Regions from separate parts of the Mus musculus genome. Here region 1 is linked to region 2. A link is a loop called in an ENCODE intact Hi-C map of the cell type or tissue named here. Cell type or tissue: left cerebral cortex. All regions are shown on one strand.

Region 1 (8,000 bases), 500 kb after region 2:
ATGTCACCACTGGCATGTGGAGCAGAACCAACTCAGTGAACCTCTCAGGAATCATCATAGTTTTAGGCTGCAGTACAGACATAAATATTCTCATAGTCTTTTGTGGTAATGTGGCCACAGACAGCAACAAAGGCCCTGGTTGCAGCAGGACTGCAGTCCCAGACATGACTCTTGGTACAGCATGGCAATACTCTTGTCTCTGGTTGCTGCGCAGGACTCTCACATCAGGCTATTCATCACTGCTGTTGTTCTGCAGTTCCACCTCTCTTCATAGCCCACAAGCTACTTGGTTTCTCTTTCTCGCACATCATTCCACCATATACCTGCTTGCTTCTGGCAGGCTCCCAAATCTTCAATATAATTATGAATGAATCTAAGGTATTCTGTGAACTCATAATCCATGCCCAGATCTCAAAAGCTAACCTGTAATCTTCTTCTAAGGTCCCCATCACAATGAATATTTGGTTTCCACAGAGATGCAACACCTGGATCTCCATACAAGAAGAGACCTGCCTCATTTCCTCCAAGATTTGAGGGAGAATGCCCATATGTAGTCTTAAGCTATCAGATTCAATATCTACCTGATCTGTCCACAGAAATTTTGTACTTATCTGTGGGGCAGTGGACTGTGCCACGAGACAGAAAAAAACCTTGGTAAATTTAATCAGATTAAGAAACCCCAGTACAAAGGTCAAATCTAAATGGATTAAGGAACTCCACATAAAACCAGAGACATTGAAACTTATTGAGGAGAAAGTAGGGAAAACCCTCGAAGAGATGGGCACAGGGGAAAAATTCCTGAATAGAACAGCAATGGCTTGTGCTGTAAGATCAAGAATTGACAAATGGGACCTCATAAAATTGCAAAGCTTCTGCAAGGCAAAAGACACCGTCAATAAGACAAAAAGGCGACCAACAGTTTGGGAAAGCATCTTTACCTATCCTAAATCAGATAGGGAACTAATATCCAATATATATAAAGAACTCAAGAAGGTGAACTCCAGAAAATCTAATAACCCCATTAAAAATGGGGCTCAGAGCTAAACAAAGAATTCTCACCTGAGGAATACTGAATGGCTGAGAAGCAACTGAAAAAATGTTCAACATCCTTAAACATCAGGGAAATGCAAATCAAAACAACCCTGAGATTCCACCTCACACCAGTCAGAATGGCTAAGATCAAAAATTCAGGTGACAGCAGATGCTGGCGGGGATGTGGAGAAAGAGGAACACTCCTCCATTGTTGGTGGGATTGCAAGCTTGTACAACCACTCTGGAAATCAGTCTGGCAGTTCCTCAGAAAATTGGACATAGTACTACCGGAGGATCCAGCAATACCTCTCTTGGGCATATATCCAGAAGATGTTCCAACTGGTAAGAAGAACACATGCTCCACTATGTTCATAACAGCCTTATTTGTAATAGCCAGAAGCTGGAAAGAACCCAGGTGCCCCTCAACAGAGGAATGGATACAGAAAATGTGGTACATTTACACAATGGAGTACTACTCAGCTATTAAAAAGAATGAATTTATGAAATTCCTAGCCAAATGGATGGACCTGGAGGACATTATCCTGAGTGAGGTAACCTAATCACAAAAGAACTCACACAATATGTACTCACTGATAAGTGCATATTAGCCCAGAAACTTAGAATAGCCAAGATAGAAGATACAATTTGCTAAACGCATGAAACTCAAGAAGAACGAAGACCAAAGTGTGGACACTTTGCCCCTTCTTAGAATTGGGAACAAAACACCCGTAGAAGGAGTTACAGTGACAAAGTTTGGAGCTGAGACGAAAGGATGGACCATCTAGAAACTGCCATATCCGGGGATCCATCCCATAATCAGCTTCCAAACGCTGACACCATTGCATACACTAGCAAGATTTTGCTGAAAGGACCCAGATATGGCTGTCTCTTGTGAGACTGTGCCGGGGCCTGGCAAACACAGAAGTGGATGCTCACAGTCAGCTATTGGATGGATCACAGGGCCCCCAATGGAGAAGCTAGAGAAAGTACCCAAGGAGCTGAAGGGATCTGCAATCCTATAGGTGGAACAACAATATGAACTAACCAATACCCCCCTCCCCCGATGCTCATGTTTCTAGCTGCATATGAATCAGAAGATGGCCTAGTAGGCCATCAGTGGTAAGAGAGGCCCATTGGTCTTGAAAACTTTATATGCCTCAGTACAGGGGAACGCCAGGGCCAAGAAGTGGGAGTGGGTGGGGGAGCCTGTGGGGGACTTTTGGGATAGCATTGGAAATGTAAATGAAATAAATGCCCAATAAAAAAATAAATAAAATGAAACAAAATAAAAACCCATAGATTCAGGAGTTTCTCATTATAACCTTATAGTAACTTTCTTGAGCTGAGCCACAAAGTGTTTGGACTCTCCTGTATTTTGACTCACATAGTAACCATAGATTTAGCTAGATGATTCTCTGATTCCTTTTTTAACTTACTGTTTTGTTGTTAGCTTGCTTTGATGTTTGCATTACATCATTTTAAATTTGTTGGGCTCTAATAGCTTTGAAATTATATTTTGTATCTGTCTAATTGTGTTCTTGGGTATATTTCTATAAGTAAACTCTTTTTATGTAAAAACATAAAAAAAAAAAGAAAAGAAAAAGAAACCCCAGTGCATTCATACCTAAGAACAGTAGCCATTTTATTTACTCCCAGCCAGGTTCCTGTCCTGGAACAGGTGACCATGACACCCCACGAAGAGGATACTGACAATCAGTCCTGTAGGGCAGTGCCTGAAGCGCCTTTACATGCAGATGAAGCATCATTAACATCTCAGACCAAGCAAATAGGAAGCATCTCCTTTTAGACCCCAACCCACCCCAAAATGTATAAAAGACCCTGTCCACAAGGAATAAAGTGCGTGTGCTATTTCATCAAAGATCTGAGAGCATCTGTCATAGATAGAGGTGTAACACTTTGGGGAAGTGAATTCTTTCATGAAGCTTTTGTAGTTGGAAGCTGTTTGAACCTACCACAGTCACTTCCATCTCTGTGGCCCCAACCTTAGCTCCTAACCACCTGGTACTCCCTGCTGTCCCACTGAGCCCTGTTGGTCACTATCATCCCATTGTGTGCCACTTATGCTAGAACAGTGGTGGCCAGAAGAGACCCAGCAGCCTGCCTTGACCCAACTCCCTCTCCCTTTCAGAGAGCTCAACTCTTTGGCCACTCTAGCTCGGCCAGGGTCCTACAGATTCTCGAAGATAGCATCCAGCACACAGGAAAACCTATCCAGCAATTGGCTAATGAGAGATTTTAATCACCTGGCTAATGTGGGTCAGGTCCTAAAGAATATGTATGTATTCCAATAGCCCCACTGTACTGGCTAGTATTTTGGCAAAATATTACATTCATTGGCCATTCCCTTTGCTTAATTCTGTTCCCTTCACCATATCCTCACAAGTGCTCACCCATAGTGTATCTCAGTATTTCTTTCCAGAGGCCCTAACCCTAGACAACACCGTAGTTGACTTCTGTTAGTCAGCTTATTTCTGAAGCCATGTCACTGAGAGGGGAAATCTCATTTAACTCAGTATTCTTAGAAACTAGCAAGTCGTGACTAAATGGAAAGCAATCAGACATGAATTAAAATTAAAATCATCTTAGGGAAAATTAAATATTAAAAAATATTGGCAGAAAAATTGAACAGTCACAAAAGCAATTATTATGTTTCACTTTTTAAAATGCTTCCTATGAATGAAGCTATTTTCATGAACCACTCATACACTTTTAGAGGAAGTAAATTTTACCAGCAACTTCAACACTACTCAGAGTAGAATCCTCTGAATTACTTAACTGCTGCAGCAATGGTCCTCTTTCGTCCGAGTGCTTGCTCTGTACTTGGACAAAGCAAATAATGAACAATGTATGTACGACATCTGCTGGCTCACAGATTATGTTACATCTGCCTTTCAGTAAGGCTGGGCCACAGAGGCTGGGCATCCTGGAAAGTCAAACCTTTTCTTATGTTGAGCCTTGCACAAAGATTAACAGGACTCGATTTGTCTGTGCTGAGAGAGTGGGGGTTATTAATTTGCCAAAGATGCCACTTGTGATGAACAGAACAGCCCCATTCCTTGAATCCTTTGATTTATATTGTCTCCAGATTAATCGTCATTCATCCAATTAAATGCTCTGGATCTGGGCCTCTGGCCAGTTCCATGTCACAGACTGTGATAAGACCTATTAGCTGTAAGGCTTAAGTTAACCAGGATTGGACCCAAGGGAGGTATATTGCCCACATGAACCACCTTCTTCTACTTCTGCACCAACCTGCTTAATGCTAATATATATATTTCATTTTACATGCTATGCCCACAGTCTGTACATGAAATTCAATTCTTAGTAGAATGTTAAAGATTCCGTAAATTTGAAACTGCTGGCAAGTCAAGTTTAGAGGTTTATAAATTTATGTAAATATTTTTTAGCAACACACAAAGTTGTACAAGCACAAACTACAAGTAGGAAGACACCCCTAAAAAAATAGTACAAGGATGTTTCCCAGTGCTATTATTATAACATGCTCTGTTATAATACACTATTATATATTTATATAATATATAATATACTAACAAGAGGCAGGATGAGAAGAGAACTTTATCTATAGTATTTGTATAGTTACCTTTTTCCTAATCTTGGTTCAACACATATTTGTATAGCCTTTAAAACTTAAAATGGAGATGGTTCGTGTGCTGCGGAGACTCGCAGGAAAAGTAAAAGTCAAATGGAAACCTAGAAAATATCTTTTGAGTATGCACCGCTTCTTAGGCATGTAGAAGCAATCCAGGAAAGCTTAGCACAGGGTGCGGAGCCTCTGCTTCTTTGTAATGGACTAAAGTGTAGGCCTTCCTTTGAACTCCAAATCCTGAAAAATAGGAACTGATGAAAGGGTCAGTGGAGTTAATCACCATGGCAATCCCAGCAGGTATACACAGTTCACTCTTCAAGCTGACAAGTGTCCATAGGTTGAGGTTAACACTGGTATTCAGTAGCATGTGCCAGCAGTCCTCATAAGCATTTCCATATATGCCGTTAGTGGGGATGTCAACAAACACTTAAGCATTTTGAATTTTCTTGATTAACATGAGAAAAAAATTGTTTTGAATCATGATACTGGGAAAGATATCTTTATTAGTAGTCATATAAGCACATAATTCTCTATATTAGAATACCAGACTTCATTGAATGTGGTTCAGAAAAGGGCAGGAGGTATTTCTGCATCAAGTTACCCCTCTGTTCTTTGCATTCCACTTGATTTACAGTGACTTGGGATTAACCTCATGACTACAGAGCTTGCCATCAACGGTTGATTAGGTAAGATATGAGGCAATATTTGCAATTATCCACTTTGGAACATGTCATAAATCCATAGAATAGTAAATTGATCCAAATAGTTTTTAGTTCTTTTTCTATACCTTACCTACCACACCATGGTGCTTCCTTCCTTCCTATCCTGACTGAACTTTTAACTTAAAATCCTTCTTAAAAATTACCCTCATTGTTTCATAAACTACATTAAAGGATGTCATACCTATCTATCTGCCATCTACTAGCTATCTATCCATTGAAATGCTTGCTAACATTATTAAAGTTATTCGAACTATAACCTTTTATTAATTATTCATTTAGTGTATCTGTCTATAAGAAGAACATCTAAAATAGAATATCTTGATACTTTTCCTGATGTAATATGATATTGACTTTAGTGCTTATAATGTACATGAAATATATATTTATTCACCCAATATATCTACTACTTTTATCCACTTGGCCCAAATTACTTCATTTTTAAATCTGCTCAGCTATTAATCATTCTTATACATTTTGTTGCTATGGATTCAACAGTTTTTCATTACACAAAGAAATGTCATGCCCTGGTTGTTGTTTGCCTGTTTGTTTCTGTGTTTAGTTTATTTCATTTATGGCGATGTCTTCTAGGCTTATGTTTACAATTGTGAACGGTAGGTTTCTTCGTTTAAAATTCTGTTTTATGTCTTTCTTGTTTATATTCTAATTCTTTTTCCGTTCATTGACATATTATCTTTCATAGGGAGTAATGCAGAAACCAAATAAGAAATATGTATGTACACATAGATAATTAGCATCTTTAAGACATATTCTCTAAGAGGTGTATCTGCTGTATTTGATATCAGTTCTAGTTTTAGATTGATGGCAATATGGGGGAAATTCCATTAGGTTTCACCCTCATTAGCCTTATTATCTATAATAATAGTTGTCATAACAACTATATGCTAATTGTGGTTTTAATTTATATTTTCCTGATGGCTAATGATGAGAACTATTTCTCGTATCTCTCATATCTATTGCACTTTATGTCTTGAGAAATTTTTCTTTTTTGTTGATGTTGTTTTGTTTTGTTTTATCCCCTGTTTTCAATTGTGCTGGACTCTATCTTGGGTATTCTGTACTTTATTTTGGCTAATATGCACTCATTAGAGAGAATATACCATGCATGTCCTTTTGGGTCTGAGTAATCTCAGATGATATTTTCTAGTTCCATCCATTTGCCTGCAAAACTCAGGATGTCCTCATTCTTAATAGCTGAGTAGTATTACAATGTGTAAATGAACCACATTTTCTATATCCATTCTTCTGTCATGGGACATCTGGGTTGTTTCCAGGTTCTGGCTATCACAAGTAAGGCTGCTATGAACATGGTGGAATATGTTCCCCTGTGACGTGGTAGGGCATCTTTTGAGTATATTACCAAGAGTGGTATAGCTGGGTCTTCAGGTAGATCTATTTCCAATTTTCTGAGGAACCTCCAGATTGATTTCCAGAGTAGTTGTACCAGATTGCAATCCCAGCAGCAATGGAAGAGTGTTCTTCTTTCTCCACATTCTCTCAAACATGTGTTGGCACGTGAGGTTTTGATCTTAGCTCTTCTGATGGGTAAAAGGTGGAATCTCAGGGTCGTTTATTTCATTTCTCTGATCACTAAGGATTTTGAACATTTCTTCAGGTGCTTCTCAGCCATTCAAGATTCCTGAGTTTAGTGAATTCTCAGTTTAGTTCATTTTTTGATTGAGTTGTTTGGATTTTTTGGTGATTAACTTCTTGAGTTCCTTATATATTTTGGATATTGGCCCTCTATTGGATGTGGAGTTAGTGAAGATTTTTTTTCCAATCTGTAGGTAGCTTATTTGTCTTATTTACTATGCCCTTTGCCTTACAGAAGCTTTCCAATTTCATGAGGTCCTATTTATTAATTCTTAATCTTAGAGCATGAGCCATTGAAATTCTGTTTAGGAAATTTACCCCTGTGCCAATGAGTTCAAGGCTCTTTCCCACTTTCTCTACTATTAGATTCAATGTATCTGGTTTTATGGTGAGGTCCTTGACCCACTTGGAGTTTAGCTTTGTACAAGGTGACAAGTATGGGGCTATTTTCATTCTTCTACATACAGACAGACCAGCACCATTTATTGAAGATGCTTTCTTTGTTCCATTGTATATTTTTGACATCTTTATCAAAGATCAAGTGACCTTAAGTATGTGGTTTTAATTCTGGGTCTTCAATTCTTTTCCATTGATCAACATGTCTGTCTCTGTACCAACACCATGCAGTTTTTTTTGTTTGTTTGTTTGTTTGTTTTCTTTTGTTTTGAGACAGGGTTTCTCTGTATAGCCCTGGCTGTCCTGGAACTCACTTTGTAGACCAGCCTGGCCTCGAACTCAGAAATCTGCCAGCCTCTGCCTCCCAAGTGTTGGGATTAAAGGCGTGCGCCACCACCGCCTGGCTGCAGTTTTTAATCACTACTGCTCTATAGTGAAGATTGAGGGCAGGGACAGTGATTCCTCAGCCATTCTTTTATTGTTAGGAATTGTTTTAGCTATTCTGGGAGTTTTGCCTTTCCAGATGAATTTAAGAATTACTCTTTCCATGTCCTTGAAGAATTGTGTTGGGATTTTGATGGGGATTGATTAAATCTATAGATTACCTTTGG
Region 2 (8,000 bases):
TCTGTATCAGCCAGTGTTCAACCAGAGAAGTCAAAGGAGTAAGAAATCTGTAATATAGTGTACATGTTGAAGGGTTAACTATAGATAAATGGCTCACACAATGGTGGGTGATGGGTAGAGAGTCTTGGTAAAGCTAATTCATGAGTGATACAGGCTTGAAAAACAGCACTGGCAGTTTCGATGAGTAGGTCATAGTAAGCAGGTATCCCCATGGGAGAAAAATGCCGGTCTTCGGCCTGTTGATGCACAGGGGTATCATGCGGAAGCCCAGCCCCTAGGCCATAACCAAAACATGCAGCACTTGACGCGGTGCTGCATGGCACAGAGGTGAGACCAAGGTCAGCAATTAGCACTAGGTATAAAGTGGCTATTCACTCCTGTCATCTTCCAGATATCTCTTCTCCTGGCTTTGGAAACACTATATATATTCTAAGCCTTATATAGTAGTAATCCTGAAAGTCTAGCATGCAGAGTGCTTGAGGCAGGAGGACAACAAGTAAGAGACCTAGAGTTGTGGTTCTCTTCTCTTCATCTGTTCAGTGTCATTTCAATATATCACAGACTGTAATTTATAAACATGGCCATATTTTCTTACTGTTAGGAAACTGGAAGTCTATGGCCAAGGCTCAAGGCCTCTTATCAGTGTTGGGGGAGAGAGTGTGGAGGGAAAAGGGGAGGGAGGAAGAGAGGGCAGGAGGGAGGAGATTGATGTCTCTTTCCCTATGGATAGTCCTACTCTATTATGGAGCTTTGATTACTGCCTTAGGTACCATCTCCAAATATAACTGCATTTGGAGGTTATGGCATCTGCATGTTAACTTTTGGAAGAAAAAATATTACCAGCCCATAAGAGCTTTCTACAGTTTCATTTATATCCAAACAACAACAAAAGGCTCCCTTATCTCCATTTTCTTTGAGTGATGTCCTTGGGTAAGTCTGGAAGCAGAGCCATGCCAGAGTACCCCCAAATCCACTCCCTCACTAATACTTTCTTCCAAGTCCTTTATTTTTCCAAAGTGATTGCCTCTCCAGTGACTATCCCAATTCTCTCAGGTGTAAAACCCACAGCCTCCTGCTGGTAGCTCTCAGACTGCACCATCTCAGAGAATAGTGATAACACAGTAAAGAATCTTAGATACTGCATAGATGTTACAGATAAAAATTGTAGGTAATACATCTGGAAGCTTGTTTCCTTCTTTGTAACCATCTTTACAGGGTACCCCAAATCCCGCCTAAGTGAATTAATTGGAAAACTGGTACTGAGGATCTAAATGATCTTGAGTCTTTGCCCCTCCACTGGTTTCTCCTCCTAACCATACTAATACTCACATGTTTTTTTTACTTTCTTGAAAGAATAATTTTGACCCTTGTCCCTAGCTGGTTTTCAAACTGGCTCCCACTACAACTATTCTGTCACAGGTTCAATGGCCAGTGGTTCCCTATCTAGCAAACCTAACTACCTTCTCCTCCCTGGCACTCTGCAACACATGTCTGACCACATTCTTTGACACTCTTGTCCCAGATCACTCCCTCATCTCTTGCCAGTTTCCCTATTTTTTAATGCACCTGCTAATTATGGGTGTTCCTCAACACTCTTTCTATAGCCTACACATTCTAATCTCTGTCTTCTATGATTCCTCTGAAAGAGCTCCTTTATGAGAGCAATTAGAATCATCCTGTCCAACACTGGGCAAAACAAAGTAGTTTTAAGGTTCCAAGTTAAACAAACTGGTGAGATTAATTTTAACATTCTTTTCTTAACTCAATATGTTCTTAATATTATCATTCTAAGATTATAAACTATTTTATATCTATTTTGCATATTGTGACTTTAAAATTCCACGGGTCTCTCTACTTACAGAACACCTTCACTTTGAGCTCTTTTCCATTCTTATTAATCAATAATCTCACGAGGCTCCTAAATCTTGTCTCAGAGAATAGAGTCTTGGCATTTATGTCCCCGACATTAGCCCTTGTGTCCAGAGCTGGATAGCAGCCCTTACCTGCATCTCTCAACACCTTGCTTGTCCAAGGCATCAAAGGGGCATCAATTATCAATGGTGCCTTTCACTTTAATGAACTCTGTGAAGATTATAAAAAAGGCTTATTTTAGAACCATTGATACATTTTATGGTTGTGTTTATGTATGATGTAAAATTTATCTTGTTAAATGGGTTTGGAAACTCAGTGATAAAAGTTAAATAATAAACCAGGATGGTGTCACATGCCTACAATTACAACATTTGGGAAACTGAGACAGGAGGATAGCTGGCTCAAGCAACCTAGGAGACATGACCACACACTGTCTTAACTATAAAAAAAACATTAGTAATAATAATAACAATAAAGTATAATATTTGTAAATTTTCACACATAAATTGTACTTTACATAAGCTGATGAAAAACAAAATTTAATTTTGGACATCTCATTATAAGAAACTACATTAGAAGGACCAAATCAGATTCTGGTCTACAATAAAACATTTTAATTATGTTCTTCCTAAAGACAAAGCTAACCAAGACTTTGCTAGTCTTAAAGTGAAACTTATCTTAATTACAACTCTCTTCCAACAATTGTTAGAGCGTAGTGCCTGAATTCAGGATCACTGTGCCATATTCTTGAAGAGAAAACTTTATTAGATATGCTTTGTATATTGGAAAGATAACACATTAACAGTGTTTTGGGTTAATAGCTTATGGCTGAAGGTAGAGAAAAGTTCTAACTATATTAATGAACATTCTTGTTCTCACATCCTTTTTCAAGCTCAGCAAATAAAGAACCCTCTGCTTCAAAAGAAGGAGGTGGCTAAGCATTCACCAGGGTGGACTGGTGAGTGAAAAACAATGACAATGTTGTTAACATTAAAGAAACTTGCTATGGATATGAAGATGCCTCTGAGTCGGCTTCATATAACCATACCTTTCTGAAGCAATGGCAACATCGTAATTTGCATTCTTTCTGTTTCCTTCCAACTGATAATCCAGTTGTCTCCAAAGAAGCAATTGGCCTTGACATGTACAGACAGAGGACATGGTTACCCTGGCAACCAGCACCATGGACCACATGTGACCCTCTACAAAGAGCATCTACACCCTTTCAAAAGATAAACTAAAGCACTCAAAACACTTACACTCTGACCCAAACCCAAATAAAAGCCCTGTTTCTCAATGATGATGAAAATTACAGCTACAACTGATTTTAACTTCATCATCTGACAAAATATTGAACTGTGGGTTTGAAATTGGGCATGGTCATTTTATGTTTATTGCAACAATATGAGTAAAGTTTTTGGTTAGGTAACTAACTATATGGTACTAAACCTCTCCCAGTATTCAGAGTGTGAAGATCCAGCAGAGGGAGCCCACACATAATTGATGATTAAAAGTTGGTCTAAAATGATTTAATTGCATTTAAAGATTTTTAGTAATAAAATTTTTGTTAACTTTGGATCCTATAGATTATCCAATGAAGTATAAATTTTTAATGGTGGCTTGTTCATTTTTATTCATTTAATGTCTTTCACACATTTAAAAACATGCTTATGTATGAAGTGAACACTTTTTTTAGGTCTTTTTTGTATAACTACTTCAGGAATACTCAATGGAGCTAACTCAACTTCATTTTAGATTTCCTAAAGCTTTCAGTCCCATTTTCTCCTTTTTGAGCACCCCCATTTGACTGAACACCTAAGAAAAGTATCATGAAACAGTTTTATAACTGAGTGGAAAAAAAACAAAAACATGTACAACCCCTAGCTGCTAGCTGCTTCCATAAAAAGAACACAAGAGGTTTACTGGGCATTGTTTACATGTCAAGTAAGACGTCTTTGAAAATGACATGCCTTCTATAGGAAGCTGTGAGATCCTAGGACCTGCCTCACTCCAAGAAGACATTGAGAGTCTGCGTGTAGTTCAACAACCAAGGAATATTCGTCTTCTCATTCGTTTCTCCAGAAATATTGATTGACATGCCTTTTCATTCCATTAACTACTCCAAGCTTGAAGAATATAAGTGTGCTAAAGCGACTATCATGTATTCGGTTGCTACGTACTAGAGGCTGTGCTACACTTTCTTTCATAAACCTCATACCATCTAGTTAGGAGAAGAAAGACTGCCTTTCTCAGAATGTAAATAAGTAAATAATACATGACAGACCTGGAATTTGTATATAAATGTGAGACCCTAAAGTACAAGCTGATAATAATTGTGAAGTACATATTTCCAAAAAGTATTCCTGTAAGTCATGGTTGCTTTTGGTGAACCCACAAGTTCTTATCCTCAGCAGAAACACTTGTAGAGAGGATCGGCACACAGGTAATATTTGAAGGTGTTCAATGAAGCAGTTCCCATGCTAGATGATGTGGCGTTGATCTTTTCAATAGAGCAACAAGTATGTGCTGTCCTTTGACAATAAAGACTGACCCGAAAGATTTCATAATAATCTATCCCCTAGCACTGTCATGAGCCTAGGATTTAAAGTCATATAGTTCTGATTGTAAAACCTTCATTGTTAATTTGCATCTATTTTGTATAATCATCCCACCTGGTCAGTTCCCTTGAAATAAAATTTTGTTTGTGTTTATTCGTACTTTGTTCCCCAGCTGAAAAATAGTCTTCTAAACCTCAACTCAAACACTCATTCACAGTACACTTTTTCCATGTATATACTCACACTAATTTTTAAATAAAAATTGGTTTTACATTCTTCAGATAATTAAAAGGTAATTATTAGCTGAGGGGTAAAAAAGAATCATACTGCCTACAAAGTGGAATGCATTGGGATCCATTTCTATTTAAGAACCTTATTTTGTGAATGAGAAAGCTGAGGTTAGGAGTGATTGTTTTCTTAATGTTCACTTATGAGAACCGAGAATATGAAAACATATATATGTACGTATACATAATTATGTATATATAATTAAATATATTTAGAAATATATATTATATTCTCTCTATTTAATATAAATATATAATACATAACACACTAAATTTAAATAATACATGTAATTATATATGTGTTTGTATCTATAATTCAGCACATTCTGTGTCCCATACATGCACATACAGAGTTGTATGTTTTCTAAGTGAATCATAAGCCTTTGTATATGCTGTCCCAGAGATCAAGTTCCTAAGTGAGCGAATGACCAGAAGCAGAGTCCCAAGGAGATCCTGTCTCTTGACTTCTACAGACACTGAACATTGTAGCACGTGCTTGAGCAAAGGTTTCTCGTTGCAGAGACACATTGGTTCCAAAGGTGCTGTTTTCAGAGCTGCCTCTAATCCTCCTGTTCTCTTCAGCTGTCCATCATATGATCTCAGTCGTCACAAGGCTCATAAAGAACTCTGGTAGCCTTAACTTCATTACTGTTCCAGTATGTATGCCCTGTGTTTTCAGAACTGACCTGTGGCAGAGATAAATAAGCCAATACAAATTAACTATTATATCCTAAATGTCACTTAAAGACATTTAAATGGACATTTCATCTTGACAGGATGCATGCAAGCTATCCAAGAAAATAGCATCTGTCCCCAAACTATCTAAGAGCACACAAAAACACAAAACTTAAAAACTTTTTTCCAAAACGTAACAAAACCATTTCTCACCACTGTGTAGTTTTTCTTGTTTATTGCTTTACATTTGTCCGTCTTTGACAATTGTAGACTTTCAATAGCTGAATGAATAAAACCCAGCACACACTACAGAGTGGTTCTTATGTGCCAAGCAGGGGAATGAGAATGTCGAAATACATTAGCACATTGAAACCACATTATAGTTCTGTGAGGTAGACTTGTGGAAAGAGAGAGCACTGTAACATGGCCAAGGTCACTCAGTGAGTGACAGAGGTAGGCTCTGGTGTAAGATTTGTGTTTCTCAAGGTCGGCACTTTAATCACCAGGCAGATTTTCATTGGAGTGCTTCCATCTGAAGCCTAAACAGTTGGTCAACTCCCTGGTTCTATTCATACAATCTCTATTTTTCTTAAATGGCAATAATTATAGCATGATCATATTGTTGCTACAACCTTTCCTGGCTTATGTAAGCATTTTGTTTGGTTTGCTAAAAATGCTCCTTTAAAAAACATCAGGACCACGTTTAAATATAATTCAGATCACTGGTTGACCCAGCTCCAAAATTCCTGTGAAAATATTGTTTCCAACGGGGAAAAAGATACATTAAAGATATGAATTGGTACACAATATCCCAGCCCTTGCCATGAAGCCCAGAATGAAAGTTTTTGTGCATAAATGGAGTTTGGCTCAAGACATGTTATAGCAACTCAGACTTGGGGACATCTAGAATGATTCCTCTCCACTGATAAGTATGTTAAACAAAACTTATAAACCCCAGTATAGGATTTGTTAAACAAAACTTATAAACCCCAGTATAGGATTTGTACTTTAACTCTAAGTTTATGGAAAGGTAAATAGGTCAAAGACCTGGTAAATATGGTCAAAATGTTGGAATACTATGTAGATTTTGTTTTGTTATGTTTTCCTGTTAATTACAAAGGGGACTTCTTTCTCTTGCCAATGAGTGGCCATTAGGTTGGGAATAGTCTATAACCCAGGAAACCATCCTAATAACTTAGCTAGGAGGAAATTGTCCAAGTGTTCTTGATTATGGATTATGGATTATGATGAGATGATGTGTCTAAGCAGGAGTTGAAGTTACAGAACAAAAAGGAATTTGCATGAAGTCCAAGAATTATCTTTTTAAGTATATTCAAGATCAACCATAGTTTTCTGCACCAATCAAATTCCTACAAACTGAGCTGACCAAAGTCTTCTGAAGGAATTTTTGACACATTGGATTTAGAAAAGTATAGATGAGCATTTTTGGAGATCTTATGAGTTATACAATTAGACAAATCAATACTTTTCCTTTTGTGGTCCTTCCATTATGCCAAGTGACGTATCAGCCATGTAGTTTTAATCGTTAGTTCTTTATTGACATGGAATCCAATTAGAGATGATGTTTGTCCCTCTTGAGCCACTCTTTTATGAGTGACCTCTTTTTAAGTGTCTTATTTAGCCCAGTTTACTACTATGAAAATAGCCTGAACAAAATGTGATTATTTTTCAAGAGACAGTCTAGAGATAGAATCTAGGAACAACTAGATTCAGCCACTTCTTTAATCACAGACTCTCTTGCTTGGAAGGTACCTCAAGGGTCATGCAGTGCAACTACATTAACTATAGTTTGTCATTAACTACCATCAGTTAATATTCATCAAATACTAACATCACCATATGCTCAAAAGTTGTCTGATTCAAAAACCTATCATTTTTATTTGATTTAATTAGCCTTTGTTACCTAAAAATCATTGAAGTGATCCCTGCCTGACACTGTTCATTTTCACAGTATGGGTCCAGGAGAGAGCAGGACTGGGGGTTATGATACAATGCACAGTGGCAATGGTATCAGTAATGCTTGGGAACAGAACGTAGGAGTTCTAAGGACTCTGGATCAAACTGTGGCTTTGCTGTTTGCCAATTCTGACTTCACATGAAGAATCAGTGTGTCTAAGTGTTGGCATCTTAATATAGAACAGCAACATACACATGTTATGAATTTTTCTATAAAGGGAATGATCTGAGACACATATATGGCTTAGCATGGCATGTCAAATAGAGTGTACACAAGTAGCCATTGTTTATAGCATTGCTGTATTTATTATTATACTGTGATAGTCTTTGGGAATTGCAGAGAACCAGCACATAGTGGGTCCTCAGCATGCATTAGTTGAGTAAGTAAAAGAGTAAATAATTATTCAGCTCAAGCTTTTATTGTACATGATATCTATAGGCACAATATCTACCCATAAGTAAGTTGACTATTTCACACTTAGTTAATGATTGCTGCTTGCTCTTGGGAACTTATCTTCTGAATATAAGTGAGTTGACAGTTAACAGAAACATGTGGCATAAAGTAATTTTACCCAGAATACAAGCTGTCGTGCTTTATAAGCAGCTGAACAGTAGGATTGGCTCAGATCTG

The links. A loop is a pair of places that touch in the nucleus more often than their neighbours do. Peaks named below come from ENCODE experiments on the same cell type or tissue, not always from the same donor. Only the 100,000 strongest peaks of a DNase experiment are listed, where the experiment ranks them.
Region 1: it touches region 2 in a loop (18-fold over the local background); 11 of 42 quality-filtered maps call a loop at or near these places.

What each region holds. Positions count from the first base shown.
Region 1 is chr15:42,203,546-42,211,545 of GRCm38, reverse strand. No RefSeq gene overlaps it. Among named protein-coding and RNA genes, the nearest start is that of Abra, 340 kb to the right of the region's middle. In left cerebral cortex, a CTCF peak has its summit at 3,921; a DNase peak (open chromatin) is centred at 3,921.
Region 2 is chr15:42,700,106-42,708,105 of GRCm38, reverse strand. Gm41314 (a long non-coding RNA gene) reads right to left here and starts at 3,351. Exons shown (of 4, transcript XR_875324.1): 1 at 2,921-3,351; 2 at 2,004-2,082. In left cerebral cortex, CTCF peaks have their summits at 1,051 and 3,355 (motif pointing right); a DNase peak (open chromatin) is centred at 3,348.